Linked DNA regions of Homo sapiens: region 1 is linked to region 2. The links are chromatin contacts, found by Hi-C or POLR2A ChIA-PET in ENCODE. All regions are on one chromosome and are shown on one strand. Each heading gives the region's core, a stretch centred on a gene start or an enhancer-like site at or near the end of the contact. The rest is flanking DNA. Distances are from core to core; before and after follow the strand shown.

The links. A loop is a pair of places that touch in the nucleus more often than their neighbours do. ChIA-PET counts read pairs that join two places held with the same protein, here RNA polymerase II (POLR2A). Pooled maps may share reads with other maps.
Region 1: a pooled map shows a loop between it and region 2 (2.4-fold over the local background). The contact joins the promoter of SECTM1 here to the promoter of RAB40B in region 2. A Hi-C loop is called at or near these places in 1 of 50 pooled maps. POLR2A ChIA-PET finds 5 or more read pairs at or near these places in 3 of 52 experiments (BJ, H1 and HCT116).

What each region holds. Positions count from the first base shown.
Region 1 is chr17:82,331,417-82,335,486 of GRCh38, forward strand. SECTM1 (secreted and transmembrane 1) reads right to left here and starts at 2,350. Exons shown (of 5, transcript NM_003004.3): 1 at 2,284-2,350. RefSeq lists a silencer at 693-977 and enhancers at 854-1,656, 3,704-3,773.
Region 2 is chr17:82,696,016-82,700,341 of GRCh38, forward strand. It overlaps RAB40B (RAB40B, member RAS oncogene family), which reads right to left and starts at 2,683. Exons shown (of 6, transcript NM_006822.3): 1 at 2,440-2,683. The coding sequence starts at 2,581. RefSeq lists silencers at 2,412-2,841, 2,862-3,251.

The DNA.
Region 1 (4,070 bases), core at 1,100-3,599, 360 kb before region 2:
AAACGCACCCTGGCAACACAGGCCCCTCTCAGGTCACCAGGCACATCTGGTCACATCTGAGTCTCAGATAAACAACCAATGATGTCCTGGTGAAAGCTTGTCCCGTGGGACACTCGGGACACACTTATATTAAAACACGATTAACGATCTCAAACTCAGATGTTACTGGGTATCCTGCGTTTTTGTTGGCAGCTCTGCCACTCTGCCCGTCTGCCTGAGTCCTCTCCTGCCATCCTCCTGACCAGAGGCGTGGGCTTGAGTTGAATGCCACGCAGTGGCTAAAAATCAGAGAGAGGGCAGGCGGCAGGGCGCGGCCCCAGGGAAAGTGGCCAGGTGGGCGGTGACTGGCCGGGCAGCTCCGTGTGTGGCACAGGGAGACCTGGCACAGGGAGACCAGGTACAGGGAGACGAGGCGCACGGAGCCTCAAAACTTCTAGAGTGGGCCGGGCGCGGTGGCGCATGCCTGCAATCCCAGCACTTTGGGAGGCTGAGGCAGGTGGATCACCTGAGGTCGGGAGTTTGAGACCAGTCTGAACAACGTGGTGAAACCCCGTCTCTACTAAAAATACAAAAAAATTAGCCGGGCGTGGTGGTGCACGCCTGTAATCCCAGTTACTTGGGAGGCTGAGGCAGGAGAATCGCTTGAACCAGGGAGGTGGAGGTTGTGGTGAGCCAAGATCTGGCCACTACATTCCAGCCTGGGCAACAAGAGCGAAACTCCGTCTCAAACCAAACAAAACAAAAAACAAACTTCTAGAGCGGGAAAAGATGGAGGCGGCAATCAGATTTCTCTCAAACCACGAACACAGGGGTCGGTATCTGAGGCGCCGGCACCAGACACGGCAGGGTCTGAGTGCTCCCTGACAAGCGATGATGCGCAGGCTTGGAGCCATGCCAGTGACACGCCTAGGAAAGTTCACGCACCGCCCAGCACGCCTGCGCATGCCTGTTCCCGCTCCCTGGTGCCCCGGGCGCCTGCCTGTCCCGGCTCCCATGGGTGCTGGGTGTGTGGAAGCTCCGGCCCCCTCGGGCTGGGTTCATTGGGGTCCTCCTGTGTGGTCAGTGGACTCTGTACCCCCACAGCACCTGAGGGGTGGCTGACACTGCTTTCCCAGCTGCTGCAGGGGCTCAGGGAACACAGGTGACCCCACGTCTCTACCGAGAATGAGCACACCAACACCTCTCAGAAGACAGCTGCAGCCTGCAGAGGCCATGGACCCCACCCAGGCCCACGGTGTGGACGGCTCTGCCCTGGTCTCTGCTGAGCCAGGCCCAGAGGGGACCCCAGGTGAGCAGCAAAGCCCCCCAGGCCTGGGGCTAGACCGGGCTAACCCTTCCTGCTCAGCACCTGTTCACCTGTCCCCTCTGCTGGTGGCCTCCTGTCCTCCCGCTCTGGGCTCAGCAGCAGCCCCGTGGAGAGGCCCTGCCACCACCCCCGCCCTGCTGGAGACAGGCCTCCTACGCGGGCTCCTGCAGCCGGTCGCCCTGGGCCTCCTAGAAGCCGGGGATCCTCTGCTGACCACCGGCAGAAAACGTGCTTCTCAAGCTGCAGGTGATTCACCAGTAGTGGGCAAGGAACTGAATGTGGTGATTACTGCGGAGTCAGCAAAACCCGCGTGAGAACGGGCAGCTGAGGGCCTGCCGGGTGAGGGAAGCCTCACGGTTCCTGTTTCATGAGTTTGCTGTGAGTGCACACGAGGCTGTGGCTGTGGAGTGTGCAACAGTCCACGCGTGCCTGCGTGTGCTCATGTGCGTGTGTCCACCAGCTTGTGTGCACGCATATGAGCGAGTGCGTTTTGCTCCCAGCTTGGTCGCAGCGACGGCGCAGGGAACCCCGGGTGAGGCCGAGGACCGGGAAGGGAGGAGGGGGCTCCGACCCATCGGACTTAGGGGAGCCCCGGGTCCGAGACGCCGCCTCTGTCCCTTCAAGAGTCGAGCCTGGCGCACAGGGCAGGGACGCGGGTCCCCACACCGGCCGGCAGCTCGTTCCCGCCCATACTCGGGTACGCCCGCTGCGACCCCGCCCGCCTGGCCTGCGACGCACGCTCAGGGCCAGCGGGGGGTGACGGTCCCAGAGGCAGAGGCGCCGCAGCCCCAGAGTCCCCATCCCTGCGCGGACCGGCAACCCCAGTGCACCAAGAGGCCCTAACACCGAGCCCCCAGCACCGAGTCCCCAGCACCGGGCCCTCAGCACCGAGTCCCCAGCACCGAGTCCCCAGCACCGAGTCCCCAGCACCGAGCCCGCCCCTCTGGTTCCCCCGCCCGCCCCTCTCCGCGCCTCACCGGGTCCGCTCCTGGACGCGCTCCTCTGGGATGCAGCTTCTCCGCGCCCCGGAGCCCCAGGAAAATGAAAGACACGAGAGGGAGGGGCCAGGGAGGAGGCGGCGGACCCGCGCGGGACCCACCTCCCAGATGAGGAAGGAGCTGGGTTTACGGGAAGCCTCCAAGTTTCGGGAACCACCCGCGTTCACAACAAGCGTGACGGTGAATTTATTATTTTCACGGGAGGCACCGCACCCGCGGTTCACGCTAAAGGAAGCAGGAAAGCCGCCGGGAGCATTTTTCCAGGAGAGTTCGTGCCTGGGCGGGTCCAGCTCGCGTGCGGCGCGCGTTCCCCGCGGGGCTGTTTGGCTCCGCTCCTGGAGGCCTCGAGTCTGTGCACGGGGCGAGCTGGGCGGGCCGAGTGGGCCGCGGGGAGGGAGGGCGGGGGGCGGCCCCCAGATGCCTGGGAGTGCGCGGGCAGAGTGAGCTGGACCCCCGGAGGGTCAGAGGCCCTTTCATAAAAGCGCGCAGAGCAGAGGAGTGATGTCCCCCAGCTCCCCCGCAGAGGGTCCTGCACCTGCGGCCTGGGCCTTCAGGCGTCCTGCGGCCCCTGCGGAGGTGCTGGCCTGGCCAGCCCGGGAGGAGGGGCCCAGCCTGTTGGGGCAGGAGATTGGGGTGCGGGTAGAAGGCTCCAAGACGCATCCGGGCCGGGAACCCACAGACATCCCAGGTGGGCAGGAGGTGGCTCGAGGAGGCCTGGAGGACCCGGCGCCTGGCGGGGTGGCAGGCGGGCCACGTCCTCCACTAGAACCCGAGGGGGCACGCGGGCAGGTGCGGGCGGGGTCAAGGATGACCAGGTATCTTCGGGACACTAGGAGGAGGCCCCACAGGCTGCAGTCACGTGAGTGGGCAAGTCCCCACCGGGCAGATGATGGGGGACACTGGGGCGTGGGCAATGCCCCCAGTTTCATGGAAGAGAGGAAGAAGCAGAACCAAACTCCGGGAAACCCTCAAATGTGGGGAATGGACGGAGCAGGGCCAGACTGGACGCTGAACCTTGGAGCCTGCAGCTCAGCCATCAGACCCAGGGTCCAGAGGTGGGTGGCACAGAACAAAGTCCCCCGGGATGTTCCAAAAGAGAAACTGTCGCCAAATTGGCAGGTGAAACACAGCCTGTCATCCTCCCAGCAAGACGGCACCATGGCCGGGGCACAGAGGTCAGATTCCCCAGCCCCCGCCCTCGGGGAAACCCCAGCCACCCTGGCTGCCAGTGAGATGCTGGAGAGGGGGCTGAAATCCCACCTGCCCACGTCCTCTGCACAGAGGGGCTTGTCCCCGAGGCCACATCCCCCAGCAGCCACAGCTTCCTTCTCCTTTTTTCCTGCCTACTAGATCTCTCAACTCAGAGGGGGCTGCAGTTCCTGGGGGCAGGGGGGTCCGGCTGCTTAGGCAGGAGCACCTGCACCGTGAGGCTCTGGAGGGCAGCTGAAGGCTGGCAGGCTTTTGTCCCGTGAGGGGACACCACTGGGGGTTGGAGGAAAACGCATATCCTGATAAAGCATTTCATGTTGTGAAAGTGAAACTAGTTTGTTTATTTTGGAAGTAATACAGGCACAGAAACAAAATAGAATGAAACCAACTGTTGCCTTTTCCTCCCCACCCTGGCTTCAATTCCCAGGTTGAGTTATGGACACTGCCTTACCTATCCTTCTAGAAGTTTTCCTGGTCCATACAAACAGCACAGCCATCCACTCACGTTTATTTCTTTCTTTTTTTTGAGACGGAGTCTCTGTTGCCCAGGCTGGAGT
Region 2 (4,326 bases), core at 1,433-3,932:
TGTGACACCATGCTCGGCTAATTTTTGTATTTATAGTAGAGACAGGGTTTCTCCATGTTGATCAGGCTGGTCTCGAACCCCTGACCTCAGGTGATCCGCCCGCCTTGGCCTCCCAAAGCCGGGATTACAGGTGTGAGCCACCGCCCCCGGCCCGGTGGGAGGTGTATTTTTAGCCTAAATCCTCCCTCCGTGTCAAGGGAAAGCCTTTATTACAAAGCATTGGACCATTGTTTTGGTTCGTCCTCAGTTCGGCATGTAGCAACCAAAAGTCACGCAGCAGAAGCATCCCCGAGCCTCCATTCAAACCAACCAGAAGGAAGTTTCACAAACATTCTGTGCGTGACCCTTCTCACACACGCCCCACGGCACTCACCTTCAATCAAACTCAACACTGTCAACCGTCTGCTCCCCCAAAACACGCACAGCTCTTAAAGCGCCATATTCGTCTGGGCGTACACGTTGTTGGGTGCTTTATTCCTGTAGCTCTGGTAGGGTTCATCCCTCACTGAGCCCAGACCCCGAGGGCACAGTGCAGACAAAGCCCTGTCCTCCAGGCGCTCAATCTCCAGCCCTGTCCTCCAGGCGCTCAATCTCCAGCCCTGTCCTCCAGGCGCTCAATCTCCAGCCCTGTCCTCCAGGCGCTCAATCTCCAGCCCTGTCCTCCAGGCGCTCAATCTCCAGCCCTGTCCTCCAGGCGCTCAATCTCCAGCCCTGTCCTCCAGGCGCTCAATCTCCAGCCCTGTCCTCCAGGCGCTCAATCTCCAGCCCTGTCCTCCAGGCGCTCAATCTCCAGGGCAGCGCTGGCCCTCGGACTTTGCCACAGCGACATCCGAACTATCTAGAAATGTGACGAATGGAAGCTTTTTGTTTTCTTTCCTTCTAATTACACTTCCACAGCCACACGTGGCTCATGGCATCCTACTGGACACCACGGTCCTAGAGACCTGCCACCGAGCGGGGAGGGGGGTAGGACATGCGGGGGCAGCGGCGCCTGGGGACAGGTAGAGACGCAGGCTCCCCTCCTGCCCCACGGAGCACACTCTGCACCCACCAGCTGCCAGAGACTCCCCCGCATGCTGCAGTTTCAGGAGGCCTCTGGGTGCTGGTCGTGAGCCCAAGCCCATCTCAGCTGCTCCCCCAAACTCTGCCCATTCCTCACCCCGTCCCCTAAGCTGAGGTGTGGCCGGGCACCTGAGTCCCACCCCACGCTCCACAGTCTCAGGCCACCCCCTCCAGCCGTGCCACACTCCCTTGGTGCTCACGCCGCCTGCCTGGAGCTGCCCTTAGGGGACAGCCTGCACCCTCTACCGAGCAGCCTCAGATCCCGCTTCCTCCCACCCTCTCCCGCTAAGTTCGTCTCTGGCAGGACCCTGGACCTGGGGCTTCCCAGACCCTTCCCAGGCCCCAGAGCTGACAGGTCCTTCCCACCAAGACTCCATCTCCACGCCCGGCTGCCCTCCTCCGCCCAGGACTCAGAGCGGGTCTCTGTTGGAAGCGTGGGTTCAGCCCCGAGGCGCGGCAGGAAGGTGGGCACAGGCTGGGCTCCTTCCACAGCCTCAGGGTCGGCCTCGTCCAAGCTGTTCCAGGGATGCGCGTGGGTGAAGGCCCCGCCTGCTCCTCACTCCCAGCCGAGGTGTTCGCCTCTGCGCGTTCCCCCTTCTCCTGGGTTCCTGCCCCCGCCTTTCTTTCCCCGGAGCCGTCCACCCCCTCGCCGGGCGCCGGCTTTCAAGCCTCAAACTTGGGGGATCCCCGGGCTGCCTGCCTGGGAGCTCTGGGCGCTCCGGCCTCCCCTCGCCCTGGAACCCGCTCTCCGGCCGCTGTCGTGGGGGGTCCCCTCTTCCGCACGCGAGTCACCTGTGCTCCTTCCTCTCCCCCGGACACGCGGGACCCCTGGCCTCGGGACCGGACCCTGGTCTCCCCTCCCCTCCGACCCACGCGCAGACCCAGCACCTGGGCGCCTGCTCGCCGCGCTCCGCCCCAGGAGCCCCGGAGCTCGCGTCCCCTCCCGCCCCTCCTGCCCCGCGGCCGAACGCGCACTTGCGGACTCGAGCCCCCGCCCCGGGTCCCCACAGCAGCGGCCCCAGGTCGGGAGGAGCCCAGCGCCCGGCCCAGCCGCGGGCTCCCGCTGCGCGCAGACTGCGGAGAAGGATGGAGACTGCGCCGCGGGGCCTCGAGTGGAACTGGGGGTGCAACAGGGACGCCGCAGCACGAGGGCCAGGGCCGGGCGGAGAAAGGCCCGCCCGCGAACCGCGCTCCTCCTCAGCCCCGCGCCCCCGGACCGGGACTCCTACCCTCCCCGGCCACGCGCCCCGGCCTCTTCCCGACCCCTGCCCGGTCTCGCGTCCCCGGACCCGGACCCCCACCCGCACCCCCTCCCCAGCCCCGCGCCCCTCCCCGGCCCCGCGCCCGCACCCCGGCACGCCCTCCGCCCGCGCTCACCCGCCGGGTGGCCGTACGGGGACTCGGCCGCGCCATCCTGCAGGCTCGCCAGGATCTCGCCCTTGCCCACGTCGCTGTCGCCCACCAGCAGGAACTTGAGCAGAAAGTCGTAGGCCCGGACCGGGCTGCCCAGGGCGCTCATCGTGACGGCCCGGCGCCCCCACCCATGCCCGGCCTGCGGGGCTGAGCGCAGAGGCGGCGGCCCGGCCCCGAGAGGCGCCGCGCGGGCCCCGAGTCCTTGCTCGCCTCCGGCCCCGCCCCGCCGCCCAGCGCTGACAGCGCGCATCCCCGCCCGGCCCCGCCATTGGTGGACCGCAGTTGCTAGGGCAGCTGCGCGCTTTCACTGGCTTGGTTGTCCGTCCATCTTACTCTCGTCACCGCCTCCGGGCTGTCGCCCACCCGCCCCTCCTGAAAGGTCGCTGTCACCACAGCCAATGGAGGCCCGGAGACGGGGCAGGGGCGGAGCCAGAACAAGCAGGAGGCGGGGACTCTGCTCCCGCAGCCAATGGCGGGGCGGGGTGGGGGCGATCAGGGGGTGGGGCCGGGTGTTTACACTCTCGCGTGCGCCCGTGAGCGCCACGAACTCGCTCCCACGGTCGTCGGGTCTGCACGCCCCGAGTCGGGAGGGGCGAGGGGCGGTGCAGGGTCCCAGCGTGGGGCCTCCCCACCTGCCCACCAGGGAGACCTCGGGTGCCTGGCCGGGTGGGGCTCGGGGTCGGTCCAGTTGGCGGACGCGGCCGGAAGGCCCCCGCAGGCCGCCTCGCCGGAGGAGTCCCTGTCGCCGTAGAATCCAGGCTCGCGGTCTCTCCCCACGGTTCATCCAGGGCCTCGTCGTTGCCCCATTTACGCGGCGTGCCTGAATGCCTGTGTGTGCACATGCGCCTGTGTACGTGTGCATGTGTTCGTGTGTGTGCATGTCTGCGTGTGCATGTGTGCCTCTGCAGATATCTGCACATGTATGTGTCTGCGTGTGCATGTGTCCCTCTGCAGGTGTCTGCACATCTATGTGTCTGCGTGTGCATGTGTCCCTCTGCAGGTGTCTGCACATGTATGTGCGTGTGCATGTGTCCCTCTGCAGATGTCTGCACATCTGTGTGTCTGCGTGTGCATGTGTGCCTCTGCAGGTGTCTGCACATGTATGTGCGTGTGCATGTGTGCCTTTGCAGGCATCTTTGCATGTGTGTGTCTGCGTGTGCTGCTTCTATGCATGCGCTCCTATGTGTGCGTGCGCTTGTTTGTGCATCCATGCATGTGTTTGCGTGCGTGCTGGAGGAGAGCATTGGGTGGGACCCTCCAGCCTTTTGGCTTCTCCTCTGCTCTAGAGAGCAAGGGTTGCCAGGCCGAGGTCTGCCCTTCGCTCTGAGGGTCTCACCAGGTGCACATTGGTTTATTTGGTGCAGAATTCAGGCAGCAGGCAAAGGGCGAGCTCCGTCCAAGAAGAAGGATAATGCCCCCACTACTTCATCCCCTCCACCCTGCGTTGTGTAGGGAACTGCTCTAGACCCCATTAGAAGTTTTTTGTGGGGGAGGAACAGAAGAGGGAGCGGAAGAAGAATTACAAAAGAGACTGAAGTCAAGATTATTATATTTGTCATTTGCATTCATTTGGACCTAGAAAATGTTTACTTTGGAATGCCAATTTAGTTTGCAACACCTGTTATTCATTGGTTGATTAGTTGCTTTAGTTACTAATGCAGCCACATTTTTTTTTTTTTGAGACAGAGTCTTGCTCTGTTGCCCAGGCTGGAGTGCAGTGATGTAATCTTGGCTCACTGCAACTTCCACCTCCTGGATTCAAGCCTCCCAAGTAGCTAGGATTACAGGCATGTGCCACCACACCCAGCTAATTTTTGCATTTTTAGTAGAGATGGGATTTTGCCATGTTGG